3 separate regions of the Homo sapiens genome follow, and regions 1 and 3 are each linked to region 2. The links are chromatin contacts, found by Hi-C or POLR2A ChIA-PET in ENCODE. All regions are on one chromosome and are shown on one strand. The core of a region is the stretch at or near the end of the contact, and the rest is flanking DNA. Distances in the headings are between cores, read along the strand shown. Region 1 overlaps FARS2 (phenylalanyl-tRNA synthetase 2, mitochondrial). Region 2 overlaps LY86-AS1 (LY86 antisense RNA 1). Region 3 overlaps FARS2 (phenylalanyl-tRNA synthetase 2, mitochondrial).

Region 1 (3,851 bases), core at 425-2,924, 870 kb before region 2:
TTCGCTCATCATATTGCAGTGTATTAGGAGAGGGCTCTGATGCTGTTCTGTGGTATTATAGGCCCAAGTCAAGAGCTCCCAAATCCTGCCCTGCTAGTCATTTGGCCTCCTGATGGCAAACAGAGGTCCTGAGATTCGGAGAGTGAAGCGGAGTGGCTGCCGGCACCACCTTCTCACCTGCAAGAGCACCCAGAGCCTTGTCCGGAGTTGGGCTTATTGGAGGAGCTGGTGAAGGAGAAGAGGCTGAGTTGGCTTAAGCACCCCTTCTGCCTGCCTCTAACCCCACACCTTCAGATCCCTTTAGCTGCTTGCACAGCTCATGACCTATGAACGGGGGTGGGGAAGAAGTAGGCAGAATGGAGTCTGACATGAGAAAAGTGTCAATAACATCCCATTTCTTGTGTTGATTCTTGATTTCTGTTCATATTCAAACATTATTTTGTTGTATATTTTCTTTCGTAGGCCTCCTTAAAATTCTCGTAGAATGAGGCAAGATATAAACACTTACATAGAAGTTAACAGCAGTGTGTTAATGATATATGCAGCCAAGCATAGGCGCTTATGCCCAGAGTGCGCAAGTATACAGAGGACATTCAGTGGCCAAAGTTGGCTAGAGTTGCTTTGGTCCTTGATCAAGTCCTGTTTAGATTTCTCCACCCAAATAAGTTACATCAATACTGACTAGATAATACATATTCAACAGGCAGTACACCCCCTGATCATTGTGGATATCACAATTCAGGAAATCATTTACTTACTAAACATTTTTACTTACTAAACATTTACTTACTAAACTTTTGTGTCCCCTACTAAACTTTTAGCTTCTAGAGAGTAGAAACCATGTCCTGTTGTTCTTTATGCTTATAGTACTTGGCCCACAACTGATGCACAATGGATCACGAGGGGTGACTAGATAAATGAGAATTTTTTAATGGCAAGATGATTCAGAGCAAATGAAATGTAGAATATCATAATATTTTATAAGGAATGGCATTTTGGGCAAGTTATTACTTGTACGTACTTTTAGAAACAGTCTCTTCCTCTAACCAAATGCTTCTGAGTAGGATCCTGCTTTAATGGATAGAAAAACATGAGTTCTCATTAGTATGCACAGCACTGAAGCCCAGTTACATTTTTTTTTTAAATAAGCACACTTTTTAAGTGCTGCCATGCAGTGTCATCGCTCCAAAAGCTTATCACATTGTTCATTTTCTTAGCAGGCTCAGTTCTACTGATGGTGTAAAGTTTCAACCGGGGCTCTTCATAATTATTACGAATTCTTAAGACTGAAATCAGGTGGCTTTTTATTTTTAGTGTCCTTATTGTGCTCACTCAAGACTATATATTCAGCAGTGTGCAGTCTATGCCTGACTGTATAAAAGACTGGAATGTTCACACACTATAATGAATAATGAGTGTCAGTGAACTCATTACAGTAAATCCTTAGGTAATTACTTTCTGCCTTAGTTGGGGGACTTATGGTAGCATAAGCTAAAATTATTTCATCTCCAGACAAACCCTGAGGTGGCTGTTGGAGTTAAATATAATTCATTTGCAGCATGTTTATTATAGTTAAATTTAACTAATTTAGGGCCTGTTGCTGGCCAGAAGCTGAGGAGGAGGAAGTTGCAGTGTCCATGAGTACCTCAGAAAAATGAGGCTTCATGGCCGAGCTTTCAGAGCATGACGTAAGAGTTACTCCCACTCTGTCTCTGCTCTTCCTGTCCCCAGAGCTGGATGGGTTTGTTCATGAAAGTGATTGGCTAATGAGCTCTTCAGGCATAGGATTAATGTGGTGTAGCAAGAGGAAGTCTCAGCGTTGAGCTGGGGCTCTGCTCAGTTCTCTCCTCTGTTTCTGCCGGAACTTCCTGGTGTTACAGAAAGAACTATGGTGTTCAAGGTCACTGTTGTATGAATGGATTTATCAGCAGATGGTGAGGCTCCCCCTTCTCGTGCCCCATTTCCACTCAACACTGTCGGGCCAGTCTGGGCGTTATTTCTTCCTAAGCCTTCCAGCCTGGAAGACTTAGCTCTGGAAAAAATAGGAAAGGACTTACTCCAAGAACCAAGCACATGTTTACAGAGGATGGTTTAACCTTTAAAGATGTTGCCACTGAAGAGTTTTTAGATTAGATTTTGCCTCATGAGAGCTCTTCTGAGCTGGATGGCTTGCTCTACCAAAGATGTTACAGGGACACCCGCAGGAGAAATCGCATCAACGCGGGGAGGTGAGGCTTCTGAGCCATCGCTTGTGTCTAAGAACATAAGCCAAAAATCACTGTAGGGGGACTGTTCCCCAGAAGACAGGGACCTTGCCAGGAGAGGAAACACAATTCCGATCATCGTGAGGAACGTGCATTTGCGGAAGACATTGTCCTACTTTTCCACAAAAATACCATGTCTCCATTCTGGAAATATGTGCACTGTGCTAATTGCTCAAGAGAAGGTAGCAGTTGGAAAAAGTCCAGAGAAGGATGAGTAGATGAACACAGGAATCAGTCGGTAGCCGTGGGAACAGCAAAGCCCCTTCAGTGGGAAGGCAAGAGTAAAGAGAAGACAGCACTGAAGTCTGTGGAATCTAAAGCGGCTTTGGTGGGGTTTCCTCACCGACCCAAAGTGCAGAGCTAGCAGGGTAGGCACACCCACCCGTGCCTGTGGTGGCCCGCCCTAAGACTCTATCCAGGACAGCCACCTCAGCCTCACTATCCCCTGGCCACGTCCTGGCCGTTCAGTCCCACCGTGACGCAGCTTACAAGCTGCAGAACCGTCTGCCTCTCAAGCCAGTGTTCCTCCCACTGTACCACAGTTGCTTCCGTTGGGTCCAGACTCTTCTGAAAACTCCCCTTTTCAATTTTACTCAAACAGATTTTGGCCATGGAAATGGTTTGTGACTTTAACGGGCAAGCTGTGATATAAAAAGTAAACCATGGGTTACATAACTTCAGGGGCAGGTTAACTTTTCCAGAATTCTGGTCTCAAAGTAAAGATTTAGATTTAGTTGAGGCTATAAAAATTCAGGAAAAAATAATAAAGCATTTCTACACCTCCCTCCTTCCCCTTGCGAGCCCCCCTTAAAAATAGCATCTGAAGTTTCATTGTAGCTGAGTCACTGCTTGGTGCGATCTAGGGCTAGGCTGCAACTGGACCTGTCAGAATGAGGCCACAGTGATTCATGATGAAGCTAAGTTTGGTTGCCACTGACAACATGTGTTCCTCTCTGTTCTTTCCCTGGAGTTTGGAGACACTGTATTTTGCCTTTGGATTAGAAACGCCTTTGAGTGGTGAGAGTAATGGGATGAGATGGGCCACTGCAATTAAAGAGCCCTCTGGGCCCTCTTTCTGTGACACCCTAGCCATTTGTTAGGGGAAGGTAGGAGTAATTAACATAACCAAAGACCTTTGGGGCTGTGAAGGGAATTTATCTCCTCTGCCTTTGCAGTTTAGCATCAAGTCAGTCTACCAACCAAGAGCCCCCCAACACCTTTTCTGGGCCCCAAACTGTGCTTCCCATTGAGGAAAGGCAAATGATAGAATATGCGGTCCCTACCCTGAAGGAATTTGGGGAAGCACAAACCAATTAGAGAAGCACTGTCTACTTCCCACGTTGATTATAATCATGTATGTGTCAGTTTCCACGTTTGCGCCTGGAGGGCAGAAGCCACAGCTGGTTTTGCTGTGCATGGCACCTGTGTTCCTGGAGCTGAAGTGAATGGGTCCTGCCTCCAGCACCTGCTTCCCCACTTCTGCCATCAGAAAGACTCGTTCGGGAAAACATTCCTTCATTCCCTTCCTAGGGCACCACAGTTAATAAGGCCACAAATTTGGGCCTGTCCATCCTGGTGCAAGTATCT
Region 2 (4,287 bases), core at 1,079-3,578:
TTTAAGTTTTTTGAGGTTTTGTTTTTGTTTTTGTTTTTTTCAAAAAATGTACTAGGTGGCATTTTTCTTATATAATGAACATGTTTTCTCTTCGCTTTAAATGTGAAAGATAATTTGACATAGAACAAAAATGTTTGGTTCACAAACACTTTATCCTCAAAATTCTGTAGATGTGGTTCCATATTCTTTTTTTTTTCCCCCCCGGAGACAGAGTTTTGCTCTTGTTGCCCAGGCTGGAGTGCAATGGCGCCATCTCAGCTCACAGCAACCTGTGCCTTTCAGGTTCAAGCAATTCTCCTGCCTCAGCCTCGCAAGTAGCTAGGATTACAGGCATACACCAGCTAATTTTGTATTTTTATTTTTAGTAGAGACGGGGTTTCACCATGTTGGCCAGGCTGGTCTCGAACTCCTGACCTCAGGTGATCCTCCCAAAGTGCTGGGATTACAGGCATGAGCCACTGAGCCCAGCCAGCCATATTCTTTTTGCACTCGATGATTCAGAGGATAACTCCAATGTGGGCCCTACCTTTGTTCCTTTGTGAAAATTAAATTAAATTAATTGGACATTAATTAAATTAACGTTTCAAACAATACACTAAAAAGACTGAGATCATATACAAAACAATGTCTGCACGGATGTTCTGCAGAGGTGGCTGAGAAGGGATCCCACAGCTCCCAAGCCCTTGCCACAACCAGAGGGCAGGGGCCAGTGGGCAGCTGGGTGCAGGGATTATTTGTGAGGAGGGGTTTGGGAGGTGGTTTTAGAGTGTTTCTTCCAAGCCCTCCCTGGCTCTTCCACAAGTGTTGGGGTGAAGTGGTGCAGAGGGAGACATTGTGTCATGGAGCCCTGGGAAGCACTGAGATTAAGAAACCTCTCTCAGGAGGCTGAGATGGGCAGATCACGAGGTCAGGAGTTCGAGACCAGCCTGACCAACATGGTGAAACCCCGTCTCTACTAAAAATACAAAAATTAGCCAGGCGTGGTGGTGGGCACCTGTAATCCCAGCTACTCAGGAGGCAGGGGCAGAAGAATTGCTTGAACCCAGGAGGCGGAGGGGCAGAGGTTGCAGTGAGCCCAGATCGCACCATTGCACTCCAGCCTGGGTGACAGAGTGAGACTGTCTCAAAAAAAAAAAAAGAAGAAACCTCTCTCATTTAGCCTTCTATCTAACGATGTTTCTATACTGACCATGTTTAGAAATTAGCAAATAGCATATGGTCTCAACTAAATTAAACACCCACAGGAAAAAAATAGTTTAAGGAAACATACCAAAAGGATTATTATGTATTTAGAATCCGGGTAATATTTAATTTTTGTTTTCATATATTTCCTTATTTTCCAAAAATTGAGAAGAACATCTACTAGTTTCATAATGAAAAATCATATTTTCTAAATGCCTAAACACACAATGTTTAACATAACACTACGTACGCCGTACATGTATAACATACAATTAGGTAAAAATTATCCACATGGAAAACACCTGGATAGAACTCCCCTCCCTCCACACACACACACAAAAATCCCAGTGTTTTCCTCTGCATAGCGATTTCTCTATACATATCTGTAAATTTTCAAATTTTTATGTAATGGAGGAGGGAAGGGGAAACTTTAAAACACCAGTCCCAGAAATATGGCCCACCTGTGTGTGGGTGGTTAAGGAGCACACCTGGAACATTCACACCAGGTTCCCCTGGGAGCCCAGTGTCCTCCCCCACTCCAAAACCACGCCCGGCTACTTCTTGTATTTTTAGTAGAGATGAGGTCTCACCACCTTGGCCAGGCTGGTCTCCAGCTCCTGAGCTCAAATGATCCACCCGCCTCAGCCTCCCAAAGTGTTGGGATTACAGGCGTGAGCCACCGCACCCGGCGGTTCGTTTCATTTTCCTTCACTACCTTTCCTCGCTCACTCCACTGGCTCGTTCTTGGAGCCCCGACTCCTCTACACTGGGTCCCACTACACTGGCCCTTGGTACATACATTCCCACACTGTCAATCAACTCTTTCACCCCCACTCTGCGAGTCCCATCTCCCCAGGAGCCCGCGAGCTCCTGGGACAAGGATGTGACCATCCCCAAGCTCCTTCTCCAGGCTGAGCTGGGGGTGGGGGGGCTTTCCACAAATAAGATTAAACTGAACAGGCGCCCTTCCTCCCTCAGCCTTTCCTGGCCCTCATCCTTGAATTCCCAGCCCCCAGCTTTGCTTGGGAAATCAAAAGACGCCAAAAGGCAAAAAAACAGCTCACTGGGGAGAAAAACCCGAGTCTCCCTCCCAGGTCAGTAATTAGTGCGGCCGGAGGAAGAGCAGCCCCTGGCACAGTCGGGTCCTTAACAGCTCCCGCCCCAGAAGCTGCCTTCGGATGAACAGCCGGGTGAATCGCCATGAAAAATTAATCAGCCTCCGCCTGTCCGCGGCCTAGATGGGCGCAAAGCAGATGACCTGGCAGGAACCAGCCGCAGTGAAGCCACCGCAACCGCAGCCGCAGCCGCGGAGGGGAGGCCGTGCACCCGCCCGCCGGGAGAGCCGCGCGCCTGAGCCGGGCGCACGTGGGAAGTGGGCCACGAGACTGGAGTCCACCGAGATGGAGGCCCCGGCACTCGGGCTCAGGCCTTTGTGCTTAGCACGTACTGTTGGAATCCAGCACGCCCTGCTCCGGCGGGCGCCTCCGATCCTGAAGCGCGCACCTGGGAACTCACGCACCGCCCAGCCGCGAGGGGCTTGGCCTGGCTGAAAGCCACATTATTCTCGAAAACAACCGTGGGAAGCACACGCTGAGCTCCCGGGGCCCCTAGAGTATGCAAAGAGGCCGGCCCTGCGAGACTAAATAAGTCTCTCCCCCTAGGACCTAGTCCCTTGCCACCGGCTCCCGCGGCCACCGCGCAGCCAGAGTGCACCGTCCCTAGGGCTTTGGCGGTGGCCAGAGCCAGCAAGTGCGGCGGCCTGGAGCTGGGGTGGTGAGGGCGGATGGCAGGTTGGAGAAATGCAGCCGAGCCGCAGGTTTCTAGAGGCCTCTACAGCCCCTGCCATCTGGGCACTGCACAGACAGACGCTGCGTGAGACCTGGAGCTCGCCACCTCCATGCGGCGCTGCCAGCCACTCCGCTGCGGGTGCAGGAGCGTTCCATGTCGGGGACTGAGGGACCAGCGCCGGCTCCCCAGTTTCTCTGCATTGTGAAGTCATTTTCTTAAACTCGGGCTTTAAATAACCACCGATGACTTGCCTACGGGCCACGCAGATGCTATACTCTGACCTCGCTGGGATGTGCAGAAGTATTCTACTGTTTTGCTTTTGAATCAAATTAGGGAGTTTAGAGAAGTTTTAGATTCAGGTCAGGCTTTCCCAGGACCTCCAGGCTGTGGACTGTGCTCGAGCTTAGGCCAACAGCGCCATCTGGTGGTTATGATCCGCATGTACCCGCCAATGCCTGCAGACCGGAGAGAGTGATGTAATGGTCCACAATTGTTCCTGAAGCCAGCTCTGCAGCAGGCCAGATGTTATGGGTGTTTTATACCCCAGTTTTTCGTGTAAGTCACTGAGCGAGGGGGTTTCTTCATAGGACGAATGCTATATGCTGTAATGGAAATTCCCCTTTTTGCAATCTATTCTAGAGAGGGTGGATTTGAAGCTAGGGAGACATAGGACATAAAAAATCCAATCTCTTTGACTCCCAGCCTGACTACCTGACTTTACCAGGTCCCACCAAGACAGGATGTGAATGCATGCCTCTTGATTCCAAGAGGATGTGGAACTGTTTTACATTCCTATGCTGTCATGGCCTCCACCAGCTCATGCATTCCTTCAGGACTGAAAGCAGACTCCACACTGCCTGAAAAATTCCCGGGACACTGATCCTCACCAGAGTTGCCCCTCTGTCCCTCAGACGTCCTTTTATTCCCTTACTACCGCAGCCTGTGGCTGGCCTCCCGCCAGGGCGCTCCAGCACCTCGGACCCCTCAGCTGTCTCTCTACTCTTTGCCTCTTACCTTGACTTGCCCAGCACCCTGCAGTTGCTTTTCTGTCTTTACCCCATCTGGCCAAGACTAACTAGAGAATGTCACCAAACTATGCCAATTGGACCAGCTGCAAATTTAGGCTGTGGGACTTCAGATGAGCCCTCACTGCAACTCAGTTTTCAGCATTTGTTGATTCCTGCATTGCAGATATTCCAAATGTTTCCTTCCAATTTTTAGCTCTTGCCCTTACAGTATCTCACAATTTGAGAAACAACTTCTACTTTACAGAGTTGAAGTTGGCCTCATGTGAGTTTCCTCAATGTTGCCTCTTTT
Region 3 (3,983 bases), core at 474-2,973, 820 kb before region 2:
TTTGACATAGACAAGACGTTTTTCTTGTAAAGGGGGAAGATAGATAATAAACAAAATACATCAGGGGTGCTGTAACCAAAACAAAGCAGTGCGCTGTGACAGAGGGGTTATCTCAGGTGGGATGGCCCTGAAAGGCTGCGGAGGCAGTGACGTTTAAGATGAAACTTAAGAGCAGGTCGACTGGGATAGCCAGCCCAGGCTTGATGGCAAGAGCTCACAGGGAATGTTCCAGGGGCAGCAGAAGAACCCCTGTGCTGAGCATGGTGAGGAGGGGGAAGCGCAGGGAGAGAAAAGGTCAGTGAGGCTGTCAAGGGCTACACTGATCGGGCCTGAGGAACCAAGGTGAGAGCTGGATTTTATTCTGAGTGCAACGAGGATGTCCTTGGAGGGGTGTGAAGCAAGGTGAAAGGTCATGTCCACCTTGTAGCCTCAGGAAGTCTCCCCTCACCCCACTTCCACCTCCATTCTTCTCTAGGGGGCCACGACTGGGTTTGAAACTCTAAACCCTAGTTATGAAGTTGTAAATATAAGTAAAAAAGAAAATCCCAAAAGATTACATACAGCATGGTATTCATTTTATAAAATAAACAACTTACTAAAACCTCAGAGCTATCTACAAAGGAAGTCAAGGGAGCAATAAACAAGGATTCAGAACAGTGATTCCCTGAGAGAGGGCAGGCAGGAGGATGAGTTGGGGAAGACTCCACAGATGGACAAAAGTCCTCATCCGAGTTCCGGTTCTGGGGGTGAGTGGGGTTTTGTGGGTGTTTGTGATCTTATTAAGTAAGGGTGAGTGAGTGAAGGTGACAGGCCACGAATGGGCCACTCGCGAGTGTGTCGGGAGCCGTGGGTCATGACAGACCCAAGTACGTGCCCCTGGGTTTGATATAAAAAGAGAATAAGGGTAGAAAAGAAACAAAGCTCATATCTATATATTTCATTTATTTACATGCCGTTTGATTTCTAGCTTGTTCAACCCTAGTTATTGCAAATATCAAGTGTAGTATCATGGGTCATGGGAAAAGGCTGCTGGATTCAAAACTCGGCTTTGTGTGCACCCTTGGACACGCTGCAGACCCTTCCAGGCCTCAGTGTCTTCATCTTCTTCATCTATGATGTGGAATAATTGCAGGATCCGCTCATAGGCTTGTTGAGAACATCGAACAGGACAATGCCTGTGAACCGCTGTCACAAGCCTCTCAGTCACGTTTACTGCACAGGTGGAGATTCTCTCTCCTGTATACACTGCCTCTCTCGATCCATTTTTCCTTTCTTTATGTAACTGGGAAAAACCAAGAATGAAGCAGGTTTGTTTTTGTTTTGCGTGTGAGGAAAAGGTTGTTGAATCTGTTCTCAAGAATGTTTGAATTAAATTCTCTTTGCCTGGGGATGGTATTTTTATCTTATATGATTGTTCTTTGAACAAGCAGTAAGAAAACAAAATGAAATTGGGAGGCTCCTTGCTTTCTTCCTGAAAAGAGGCTTCAGGGCTTTGGGCCAAACTGTGCCTTGAAATGAATTTTAGAAGCGGCCACAGCAGGCGGTCTCTGTTGTGAGGGGCCCAGCTAGTAACAGGCACACTCCCCCAAGACAGAGGAAACACCCTGCAGAGCGGTGGCCACGCTGGGCTGTCCACCGCACAGGGGCTGTCAGAGAAAGAGTGGGCTCGGCGGGAAAGGAAGGGCCGCCCCAGTGGGTTACACGGGAGGCCGCTCCAGGCAAGGGTTTTCAATTTCAGTTCCCTTTTCCCCACACTGCATGGTTTCACTTCTCTGATGGGGCTTAGAATCTGCGCCATTAGGCAGCTTCCACAGCTTAGACGCCTTTCCTAAGGAAGGGTTGGCACAGGGCTGTCAGCCATCAGAGACCTGAGAGGGCAACCACCGGTGCCCTCCCTGCTGGATTCAAGAGGAGCTGGGTGATTCTGGGTTCCAGGATGAAGAGGAGCTAGCAGGGACAAGGAGTAAGCAGAATGTTTGCACACAGGAAATGACAGGGGACTCCGTTGCTGGAGCCATCCCTTCCCTTTGTGGTCATCACGAAATATCCATGACCATAGTAGTGCCACTGTGGCCTGAGTCTCAGGATTGCCTGTGCCCATGAGGTGGCCAGAGCCAGCTCTGAGTCCCCAGGGTGGCCCACAGCCAAGGAACAGAGCCCCCAGGACGCAAAAAGAAACCACCACTAGTTGAGAAGGGAGGAGGAGAACTCCTCTCATGACTGTGCCTGGCAGGAGACAGCGCATCCTGCAGCCTGAGCCTGGTGCTCTACGGGGGCCAGCCGAGGCTAAGACTGTCCCTCACGGAAGGATCTTGAGGCTTCTGTGTCCTCCCCGACACTGGCTGCACTCACCTCCCCTCAGCCTCTGTGCATAGCAGCCCACCGTACTTCAGGACCACTCTTTGTAATCAGGGAATTCTTCTTTACATTGAGCCATAATCTGCCCCATAATTTCCACAGATGAATCCTAATTCAGGTCTCCACAGTAACATGAAATACATCTGCCCCTTTTTGGAATATATGTTAGGTCTACTCTGTGTCCTGCACCATGCCAGGCAGCAGACAAGACACAGACATAGACCTTTCCTTCCAGGAGACTAAAACGTAGTGGGGCAGATGCCATTAAACAAATAATCACACAAAATTCTAAAGATGAAATGAAGTTTCTCGCTATTACCGTGTTACCACACGTGGAAAACAGTCAGCTATGTCTTCTGTCTAAGGGAAGGTATTTTGCAATGGCCTGACTTAAAAGCCGTGGGATTTCCATGAAATCTCTGGATGATGCGGAGCAGACACCCCAGTGCTGAGCAGCTTTCTTTAGTTGAAAGAGAGGGTTAGTGATGGCCAAATTCGTAGCCTGTTTTGGGGATGGCGTGATGACTTTGAACATGGGCGCTGGGGTGTATGGAGGAAGGTGAAAGGTGTCCGTGGGGAGAAAATTGGAAAGGAGCTTTGGAGGCAGGTTGGGCAAGGCATTAAGTGCCAGAGTAAGAAGTTGGAACTGCGTTTGATGATCATCAGGTGAGAAGACCTTTGAGCAGGGAGGGAAGTTAGGTCTGAGTTTTGAGGCAGTTATTTTAAAATGGTTCCAAGCATGGCCTCTGCAGCCTGGCTGCCCGGGCTCCAGTCCTGGCCACTGGCAGTGGGAAGAGTTACCTGGCCTCCCTGTGCCTCAGTTTCTACATCTGTAAAACAGAAATAATAGTGGTATGTACTTAAAAGAGCAAATGAGTTGATGCATGTGACATTTTTGGAGCTTTGCCTAGCTGTGGAAAAGTGCTTTAAAAAGGTTAGCTGGGGCCAGGCATGGTGGCTCACACCTGTAATCCCAGCACTTTGAGAGGCCAAAGCTGGTGGATCAGTTGAGCTCAGGAGTTCGAGACCAGCCTGGCCAACATGGCGAAACCCCGTGTCTACTAAAAATACAAAAATTAGCTGGGCGTGGCGCGCACACCTGTAATCCCAGCTACTCGGGAGGCTGAGGCAGGAGAATCGCTTGAACCAGAGAGGCAGAGGTTGCAGTGAGTCGAGATGGGGCCACTGCACTCCAGCCTGGGCAACAGAGCAAGACTCTGCCTCTAAATAAATAAATAAGGGTAAGCTGGTATTATAATCACCACCATTGTCATCATCATTGTTGGAATAGGCATTGGAAGGAGGTGGATGAATTTGGGTCAGTGGGTGTCATTCACAGTAGGGCACAGTAGAGGCCTGACTTTAAAAGACTAGGTATGCTGCCACCTTCCTCAAAACGGCACCTGCACTGTGTTCACTCACATAAGTAGAAACCTGGCTCTTTTTTTCTTTTTAGAATCTTTTTTTTTTTAATCCTCACTTGGGATTAATCACCTCCAGAAGGCCCTCATCAGGGGTTACAATACACGTGTGCATGTTTGAGGCCATGCTGCCCACGCGTAGACTTGGGGAAGGAATTTGCAGCGCCTCACTCCCTCACCAGCAGGCCCAGTGCCAGGGGGCTC

What was found. Hi-C counts contacts between places; a loop is a spot of excess contacts on that map. ChIA-PET counts read pairs that join two places held with the same protein, here RNA polymerase II (POLR2A). Pooled maps may share reads with other maps.
Region 1: a map of naive thymus-derived CD4-positive, alpha-beta T cell shows a loop between it and region 2 (5-fold over the local background). The contact joins two enhancer-like sites. A Hi-C loop is called at or near these places in 2 of 168 maps with a recorded cell type or tissue (mammary epithelial cell and naive thymus-derived CD4-positive, alpha-beta T cell) and 5 of 50 pooled maps. POLR2A ChIA-PET finds 5 or more read pairs at or near these places in 1 of 52 experiments (naive thymus-derived CD8-positive, alpha-beta T cell).
Region 3: a loop to region 2 is called in a map with no recorded cell type, with 6 times the contacts of the local background. The contact joins two enhancer-like sites. A Hi-C loop is called at or near these places in 4 of 37 single-sample maps with no recorded cell type and 4 of 50 pooled maps. POLR2A ChIA-PET finds 5 or more read pairs at or near these places in 1 of 52 experiments (naive thymus-derived CD8-positive, alpha-beta T cell).

Annotation. Positions count from the first base shown.
Region 1 is chr6:5,669,602-5,673,452 of GRCh38, forward strand. The region is part of intron 6 of FARS2 (phenylalanyl-tRNA synthetase 2, mitochondrial); the gene reads left to right. The region is part of intron 2 of LOC101927950 (a long non-coding RNA gene); the gene reads right to left. Among named protein-coding and RNA genes, the nearest start is that of FARS2-AS1, 210 kb to the left of the region's middle. RefSeq lists an enhancer at 3,141-3,851. Within about 2 kb of position 1,675, at least 13 of the 41 ENCODE cell types and tissues checked have a DNase peak (open chromatin) inside an H3K27ac peak, as active enhancers do.
Region 2 is chr6:6,543,848-6,548,134 of GRCh38, forward strand. All of the region lies in intron 3 of LY86-AS1 (LY86 antisense RNA 1), which reads right to left. Among named protein-coding and RNA genes, the nearest start is that of LY86, 43 kb to the right of the region's middle. RefSeq lists enhancers at 3,156-3,215, 3,296-3,345, 3,436-3,485. Within about 2 kb of position 2,329, at least 5 of the 41 ENCODE cell types and tissues checked have a DNase peak (open chromatin) inside an H3K27ac peak, as active enhancers do.
Region 3 is chr6:5,722,353-5,726,335 of GRCh38, forward strand. All of the region lies in intron 6 of FARS2 (phenylalanyl-tRNA synthetase 2, mitochondrial), which reads left to right. Among named protein-coding and RNA genes, the nearest start is that of FARS2-AS1, 270 kb to the left of the region's middle. RefSeq lists an enhancer at 1,635-1,954. Within about 2 kb of position 1,724, at least 13 of the 41 ENCODE cell types and tissues checked have a DNase peak (open chromatin) inside an H3K27ac peak, as active enhancers do.